2 separate regions of the Homo sapiens genome follow, and region 1 is linked to region 2. Evidence: chromatin loops called from intact Hi-C (ENCODE). Cell type or tissue: CD14-positive monocyte. All regions are shown on one strand. Links, peaks and the distances in the headings refer to the core of each region. The heading gives the core; the rest is flanking DNA. Region 1 overlaps CFAP61 (cilia and flagella associated protein 61). Region 2 holds the start of CFAP61-AS1 (CFAP61 antisense RNA 1).

Evidence for each region. Hi-C counts contacts between places; a loop is a spot of excess contacts. Peaks named below come from ENCODE experiments on the same cell type or tissue, not always from the same donor. Only the 100,000 strongest peaks of a DNase experiment are listed, where the experiment ranks them.
Region 1: it touches region 2 in a loop (2.5-fold over the local background); 1 of 110 quality-filtered maps calls a loop at or near these places.

What each region holds. Positions count from the first base shown.
Region 1 is chr20:20,331,578-20,335,976 of GRCh38, reverse strand. The region is part of intron 25 of CFAP61 (cilia and flagella associated protein 61); the gene reads right to left. Among named protein-coding and RNA genes, the nearest start is that of INSM1, 34 kb to the left of the region's middle. RefSeq lists a silencer at 1,231-1,430. In CD14-positive monocyte, for the core only: no CTCF peak of the experiment used is centred there; DNase peaks (open chromatin) are centred at 1,906 and 4,046; H3K4me3 peaks cover 921 bases; H3K27ac peaks cover 2,514 bases.
Region 2 is chr20:20,265,901-20,270,299 of GRCh38, reverse strand. All of the region lies in intron 21 of CFAP61 (cilia and flagella associated protein 61), which reads right to left. It overlaps CFAP61-AS1 (CFAP61 antisense RNA 1), which reads left to right and starts at 2,463. Exons shown (of 4, transcript NR_183979.1): 1 at 2,463-2,806. RefSeq lists an enhancer at 2,734-3,234. In CD14-positive monocyte, for the core only: no CTCF peak of the experiment used is centred there; a DNase peak (open chromatin) is centred at 2,059; H3K4me3 peaks cover 1,758 bases; H3K27ac peaks cover 2,176 bases.

The sequences.
Region 1 (4,399 bases), core at 287-4,286, 66 kb before region 2:
TCAGAGAGCTTAAATGAGTTGCCCAAGGTCACAGAGTTAATAAGTGGCTGAACTAGGTCCTACCCATAGTTCTGTGTAACCCATGCTCTGAACAACTGTGCAACCAAATCTTATTTCCTTATGCTTTTTCCCGAGTCTTTCTAGCAACTCTCTTAATCACCCCAGTTTCCCAAGTATCCCCTACATTAGCTAGGATTAGATATGATTGAAATTACAGAAAGTTTCAAAGTAACTGTGGCTTTCAAAAGGCAGAAGTGTACTTTTTTCAGGTAGAGAAGGTCTAGATGGGGAGTCTAGGGCTGCCAGGGTGGTTCCATGGACATCAGAGCAGAGTACATTCATAGGGGCCTTGGCCTCATGATTCAAAATGGCTGCTGAGCTCCAGCCATCACATATATGTTCTGGGATGAAGTATGGGAAAAAGAGGACTCATCTCCTTTCTTCTAAGGAGAGTTCCTGGAAGTTTCACAAAGCACTTCCATTTATATCTTATTGGCCAATAGTTGGCCATATGGCTTTCTTGGTTGCATGGGAGGCTGGGAACCACTGTCATTTATTTTAGATATGATGTACTTCCTTATAAATCAGAATTCTGTTCCTGAAGGGGAAAGAGAGAATGGATGTTTTATCAGCTGTGATACCCCGAAGACTCTACAGCATCTACTTTTAACAAAAATCTTTTCTTAAATTTATGAAAATTGGGAGATGTTTTTGGTTGAGGTTTCCAGAGCTAGAACATGTTTATCACTCTAGACTCCAACTACTCCAAAACCGAACACTCTGGGGAAAAAAACCCACAGAATATTTTCCATGTGTGACTTCTACCTCCAAGCCAGTGGGAAACTCCCTGTATCCTCAGAGTCCTACATGTTCCCATCTGGCCCGACCTGGCTTAACTGCAGAGAACAGGCACAATTTGCATTCACACTGTCAGGTAGGGTTATGATCATTTTATTCTACTCATGAAAGAATGTAAATTCATGCATTTCAGTACAATTTTCAAAAATAAGAATAGGAACAAGTAAGTATTTCTAGTTATTCCTGGGTTTGCTTGGAAATGAGACCCCATGACACGAGCAGACACAGCCCTGATGCCCTGCAACAAAAAATCCCAAAGACTGAGATGGAAATCGGACTGAATATTTCCTTGAGTTCAGCCTGAGTTTGCAAGAATCCGTATCTAGTCAATTTTTTGATTGCTTTGAGGCAGATCTAGAAAGGTAAGATTAATGATTTTGAAAGCAAAACCAACTAGTTCTTTGATGACCAGTTGTAATTGTCACATGCTATGATTTACATAACCGAAAGAGCAGCAGCCTCGAAATATAATTTGGCTGTGGTCTCATTGTCACAATGCAGAGCTGGCCTCAGATGTTTCCTGCTCTGCAGAAAAACGGCTTACAATTCATTGGCACTAAGACTGAAATTCTAATTTTCAGCAGAAATCAGCTATTTTCTGAATGGCTTGTAAAATTCCTCTCTCTTAATGCTACAGAGCACTGTTTTGCCAATGATCCTGGTTTACCTGGGAATTCAGAGGCTAACACTATGGCCACACACAGCGGCTTATGCCTGTAATGCCAGCACTTTGGGAGGCCGAGGCAGGCGGATCACTTGAGGTCAGGAGTTCGAGACCAGCCTGGCCAAGATGGCGAAACCCCGTCTCTACAAAAAATACAAAAATTAGCAGGGTGTGGTGGTGCATGCCTGTAGTACCAGCTACTTGGGAGGCTGAGGCAGGAGAATTGCTTGAATCCGGGAGGCAGAGGTTGCAGTGAGCTGAGATTGTGCCACTGCTCTCTAGCCTGGGCGACAGAGCGAGACTTTGTCTCAAAAAAAAAAGAAGAAGTTAACATTGCTTAAAACTAGGTGCCTCCCACACCCTGGGCTCCCTTGCCTGGCAGCACTGGTGCTGGGAGGCACTGCTTTGCAAGGCTTTCTCTGCTCCAAGTGCATGGTTTGCCTCTGCTGGAGGCCACTGGGACCAGCATGATGTGTGTTGTCTGTGAGCTGAACACCCAGAGCTGTCTCGGAGGGAAATCCTGACCAGCCCACAGGCCCCACGACCTCCCCTGACGAGGGAGGGAGGCTGAGCTCTCTTGCAAGCACAAGTTTTCCTTTAGGTCCTTTGATGTCTATAAGAACATGGAATCTGACCTTCTGTGCCTTCATCAGGTCACATTTGCTCTGGACGGGACCAGAAATTCCCTGCCACCCTTGCAACCAGAGTCTTAGTTTTCAGAATGTTGAAGAATTACCTGAAGGATCTGTCTGCTGTCCATTTGTTTTTCTGAATCCCAGACACTCAGCCCGGGAACAGCTTAGAAGATGGAATATGTTAATTCATGAATTACGAATCTAGCCAGTGCTAACATTTCTCTCCTTGCTCTGATCTCTAAGGAGTGGGAAGCCACACATATGGGCTGAGTTGGTGATCCATTCTCAGGATGCAAGTTGACTAAACAAAGACCGATGCTTGCGTTGGTGGTCTCTCCATCTCAGCTCAGATTCGTGTTGCTGACCTGGCCTCAGTTTCCCATTTACTAATGTCCTTTTTCTTTTTACCCCAGCTCTGCCACTTGTCAGCTTATGTAATCTGGAGCTAGTTAGCGTTAGTCTCTCTTAGTCTCAGTCTTCTTAGCTGTAAAACGGGGATAATGATGGTCCTTTGTTCCAAGAGTTACTATCCGAATTCAAGGAGACACTCCAGGTAAAAGATGTGGCATTATGCCTGGCACAGGGGAGAGGCTCCGTATCAATGATTATTACTGCTATTGTTCTTAATTATCCTATTGCATATGTTTGTGTAGGCTGCTTCACATCCTTTCTGGTGTGAATTAGAAACTAAAATATTAAAATACTTTTTTGTTTGCTGCTTAATTCAAAGAAAGTCTTTCTTTGGCATAACTGCAGTTTTTCTCCTCAGGGAATGCTTTTCCTCCATTTGAAAGTACTGCATAAATTAATTTGCCTGCCATTTTATAGAGCAATAAAGGTAAGAGGACATCGTAACTAGCTTTCTTGAAGTTTTGTCTTTCACTAAAGAATTATGTGGAAATGGGCCAGGTACATTGGCTCATGCCTGTAATCTCAGTGCTGTGGGAAGCTGAAGTGGGAGGATTGAGGACAGGAGCTTGAGACCAGTCTGGGCAACATAGGGAGACGCTTGTCTCTACAAAAATTAAAAAATAAAAATTAGCTGGACGTGGTGGTGCGTGCCTGTAGTCCTAGCTATTTGGGAGGCAGAGGCAGGAGGATCACTTGAGCCCGAGTTTGAGGCTGTAGTGAGCTATGATCATGCCACAGAACTCAAGCCTGGGCAACAAAGTGAGACCTTTTTTAATTTAAAAAAGAATTCTGTGGAAACAAATAAAAATTGCATGGAAATTGTTAAACTGAGGCCTTACTTTTTTTGTGTCTGAATTGATGAAAATTAAATGCAAACTGTCCAAATGGAGTTATTTCTTTGCTGTTTTGCCTGCTTACTACACTGGGTGAGCCAAGTAAATCAAAATAGTTAAACCAGTTGTTCACTGAACATATTGAGATGGCAGTTGGGAAAAGTGGCCCCGGAATTAAGGCCCAGGCATTCTAAAGCCCAAGCAGGCTGAATTTTCTTCTGACCTGTCTGACTTTTGGTCTTACTTGCCAGAGCGAACCAGTTTTCTTGTAGAAATAGCATAATGTTTAGACACTTAAGAATTTTGTTTCTATTTAAGTTTATCCTGAAAGCACAGCCGCGGGTCATTCACACACTTTGCCATGGTGGGAAGCTGGGTTTGGCAGTGCCTTACAGCAATGTCTGCCGTCAGGGTACAGGACTGAGTCTTAGTGCTCTGCCTCTTCCCTTTTAGTCCATCTACAGTATTTGTTTGCACATTGCTGGTTTCTTAGGGGCTGCACTAATTGAATTTGCACAATAAATCTAGTGCCCTGGAAGTTGGCCAGCTATTTACATTGATTTGTTATATAAGTTCAGCACTAATAGTATGAGGCAAGGTTAGCATTTAATTCTGCAGAAAAGGGGAAGCTCTTAGTGCTTCAGCTTCCCTTCCTGTGCCTGTCTGCTCTCATTCTGCTTCTCTCTTCATAGAGAGCACAACCATTTTCCTTTAATTAGGCTGCAGAGAGCCCAGGCCAGCATTAGGCCAGGCGGCCACTCAGCCTCACTCACAATCATGCCCATTTCCTATCTATTTTCTGTAGGAAAAGAAAAAAAAAAGTGTATATGTGCACATATAAACCCCCACGAGTCAGGGGGACAAAGGAGCAAGAGAGAATGACCTTTTGTGAGGCTGAGGCTGCAAGAACTAGCAAACTCCATAGAGCAAGATATTTCACTCCCTTATTATTCCTTTGGTTAAAGTAATGGCTCTTTAAATTCTGAACAAGTGCTCAG
Region 2 (4,399 bases), core at 145-4,144:
CTCCATGGAGAGAATCGGGACTTGGAGGGAAAGATTTGCTGGTCTGGTGGTCTGGCCATGAAGTTAGATCTCAAGAGTATAAGAAATAAATTCAGGATTTATGCACACAATATTAACATGAAGTTTTCTTCATAGTTATTATATTTTTAAGGCCAGAGAAACAAGAATTATATGTTACATTTTATAGTTTATATATTTTAAATTATGTCTATGCATATTTACCTATTCTTTTGTATTTTAATGAATAATTATGTTTCCTTTTTCTGCTTCAAAACAGACATACAGTGGTTACATATGACTCATTCATCCTCACAACAGGCCTGTGAGACAGGGTTTATCATTTTATCCAGAAAATAAGGTACAGAGAGGTTAAATCTTGAGCTCAAGGTCAGGTCACATGGCAAGCAGGTGGGTCACCAGGACTCAAACCCTGTGAGTCTATTTCAAAATCAGGTCTCATAGCACTGCAGTACACTTGCAGATGGATATGTAACACGTTACTAAAATATACTCCAACTGGCATTTTATATGGGTAAATATCTTCAGCAAATAACTAGATAATGAAATATTTTTAAGTAGCAATCACAGATTATTAATAAATTGTGAAATAAACACTCATTAAAAAACAGGCCAGGAGTGGTGGCTCATGCCTGTAATCCCAGCACTTCGGGAGGCGAAGGCGGGAGGATCACTTGAGGTTAGGAGTTTGAGTCCAGCCTGGCCAACATGGTGAAACCCCATCTCTACTAAAAATACAAAAATTAGCCGGGTATGGTGGTGCATGCCTGTAATCTGAGCTTCTCAGGAGGCTGAGGCAGGAGAATCACTTGAGCCTGAGAGGCAGAGGTTGCAGTGAGCCTAGATTGCACCACTGCACTCCAGCCTGGATGGCAGAGCAAGATTCTGTCTATATATGTGTGTGTATATATATATATGTACACATATACATATATGTGTATGTTACATTTTATAGTTTATATATTTTAAATTATGTCTATGCATATTTACCTATTCTTTTGTATTTTAATGAAATATATATGTATATATGCACATATACGTGTATATATATACATATATGTATATATGTGTATATATACATATATGTATATATGTGTGTGTATATACATATATGTATGTGTGTGTGTGTGTGTGTATATATATATATATATATATATATATATAGCCCACGAATAGAACCAGACAATGCGCTTTTTACTTTTTAGAAGCCAAAGCATAAGATTTCTATGCCCAAAACGTGACCTGTCCCGTTCTGCTCTGCTGAATAAAAAGGGAAGAATATATTAGATATAACATAACAAAGCCTCTGTTCGATGATGCATGCAGTGGAATTTTAATGTTATACTTTTCCTACAAACATGCTTTTAATAAGGCAGTAAACTGTATTTAGCTAAAGATGAAAATAATTGATCCATTTTGAGCCATTAAGGTAGTTTATTTTTTTTACTTTACTTTCATCCTACTTTTCATTTTCATGGAAAGTACAGAGGTAATAGCAGATGAATTTCAATTAGTTTCAATTAGTGCCATAAATTGTTATAATGTATCGGGTTGCTGGGTTCTATCAGAAACCCCCCAGCAGAACACTCCAGGTTTTGTTTGCAGTTGAAAGCAGCATTTGAGCCTGTGATGTCAGCTCTTCTCCATGGCACTAGAGCAGTTCTAATAGTTTAGGGTAATTTACTTCTATAAATCCATCCAACTCTAGAGCCCGGAAAACCATGTCCTCTGGATGGACTAATTCCATCACAGAACCACTGTGTTCTCCTTTGGAAGCAGAAGATGTGAAATACAACAGTGACTGTGGGAAGGAGCTACTCTCTGGGGTGGTATCTGTGTGCGTCTGCAATGGGTAGAAGTTCAAAGGAGAGCCGACTTCCTCCTGGGAGTATCTCTTGTTCTTGATGCCCAATATCCACTGTTCTAGAACAATCCATCCACCATTCTCCCCTCACATCCCTGGGCTTCAGTAACATCAGCACTGGTGTTTGTTAGGATTCAGGGTGTGGTTCCCGGAGGGACATGTCACCCAACCACAGCCAGTGGGACACGATGAAACTATTTTTCACTGTCCTTGGCTCCCTTGCCCCAACTCACATGCTAAAGTATTTAAAAAAGGGGAAATTAGCACTGAGGGAGTAAAAATAAACTATGATGAAAACTGTCCACATTCCTCCTGGTGTTATTAGGGTGACATGAAGAAAAAGCAAGGACTGAAATGTCCAGGACGGTCACGGATGGCTCCATGCGACTTTTCAAACGTGCATAAGCACAGCCCTGCTCCTTGCTTTCCATCATGTGCCAGACTTCTAGCTTCTGGCTTCAAATGCCAATGAGACAGGCAGGTGGGAGGGAGTCCCTAGAAAAACTCCAACCAGCCTGCACATTGGGGTGGAGCCTCCGGAAATGCATGCCATCTGCAGTGGGGAGGAGCCTGGCCCCTCCTCTTCCTGTGTGGAACCTGGGAATCAAGTAGCCGGCTTGCCTTGCGGAGGATCCTGCTTCCCCCTCCTCCACCCCATTTTTTTCCTTTCACCCAGTAAAACCCTGTTTAACTCACCCTTCAAACCGTCTGCGAGGCTACGTTTTCGTGGCCACGGGACGGACAAGGACCCCATCTTTAGCTGAACTACGGAAAAGCCCTGCAACACCACCATCTCATCGCTGACTTGGAAATAAGCTAGCAGTGGCTGTGTCAGCAAGACCACCACATGCAGCAAGGGTGGCCACTTCCAGCTAGCTCCTGCATCCACAGCTGCCTCGCCCCTATTGGCTACTGCCATCCATGGTAAGCCATTCTCCCGTGGTCACCTTCTCTCTGCTGGCATGGGTACTACAGATGGAAAGGCCATTTTCCCAAAGTGCTATGTGTGTACAGCGGCACCCGCCTGGTCAGCTCCCATCCCTAAAAGGTAACCAGTTAAACTTGGACGTGGCTGGGTGCTTGCGGCCCGCCAGTGTCTGTCCCTGCCCATGCCTCTGGCTTCATCTCCTGCTGCTGCCCTTCACAGACTCTGCCCAGCCCACGTTGTTGGCCCAGTGTCTTTTGGACACAATCCAAACTCCCCCAGCCTCTCTCTCTTCTTATCCTGTCCCTCTTCAAGACTGAGCTCAAATCCTCCTTTCTCGGGGAGGCCTTCTCCAAACTTCACAGCCTCCAGGGCTCTCCTGAAGGCCACAGTGCCTCTATAGCTGACTGGCACCTGGTGTACACGGATCCCTGTCTTTAAATAGAGACTGATATCCTCAACTTCATCAGGGCCCTGGTGGCAAGGGCTGAGACTTCTACTCTAGGGTACCTTTAATTCCATCACACATAGAAGTAAGAGCAATGCTAATGGCAGCCTCTATGAAACTCTTTCTATGTATGAGAGACTGTCCTGAGTATGGCATGTAATCTCATTTATCTCTTTTCACCCTCTCAGCAACCCATGTGAGGTAGATATTATCTAGAATCTGAGACACAAAGCAGTTAAGTAACTTGCCCAGGGAAACGGCAGACCCAAGATTTGAACCCAAGTCACGTGACTCCAGAACCTGAGCTAGACTGACTTTATAAATGTCTGTTATTCGTGAGGAGGAGCTTAACTCATCCTGTGTAGCCAGCATGTTATTACTCTCATTACTAAGGATGAATTTTTAAAGAATAGCTTCAATTTCATTCAAGGGTTCTCTTGTCTTCATCTCAATTGACCATCTATTTCCAGGTAGGCCGAATGCAAAAAGTTTTGATAAAACTCACCATGTGGGAGGTAAGGAAAAGAGTTACATCCTGAACTGTCTTCACTTACATTCAGTAAAACATTTATTTTGCATTTACTATGTGCCAGGCACTATGCTGGATACAAGTGACACTGAGATAGAGTAGAGCTGAAATTATCAAAGAAATGGCTTGGAGCTTCAGCCAAGTATGGTACTGTAGATGTCTCAGAAGCAATGCTGCAACAGCTATATTCTTTTCAAAATGCAGTTCTGGAAAGATCACTAGGCTTTCTGCAGTATGAAAAGGGATTTGAAAGCCCAGCAATGAAACTCAAGTATCATATACCCAAAGTCTCAGTTAAGAAATAGAGGTCACAAGGTGACTGAAGTGATTTGGCATGAATTTGTATTTCTATATGGAATGCCCTCCCAGCTAAATGTATTTCAGCCTGCCAGAGAAGCCAATGGTTTATTTAGGAGGCTCTACCTCGAGGCCTCCTCTCACACTGGATCCTACTCTTTGCTGCATTTCCTGGGAGCCTCTGTGGGTATAATTCTGTCTGTGGTTGTTGGTTCTTGGCTCAGGTGGGGACGGGCTTTCTGTCCTAGGCCTCCTCTGCTCTGAGATTTGGACTGTGATCCAGTGATGCTGCAAGAATAATAATGGCAAGAATAAGGT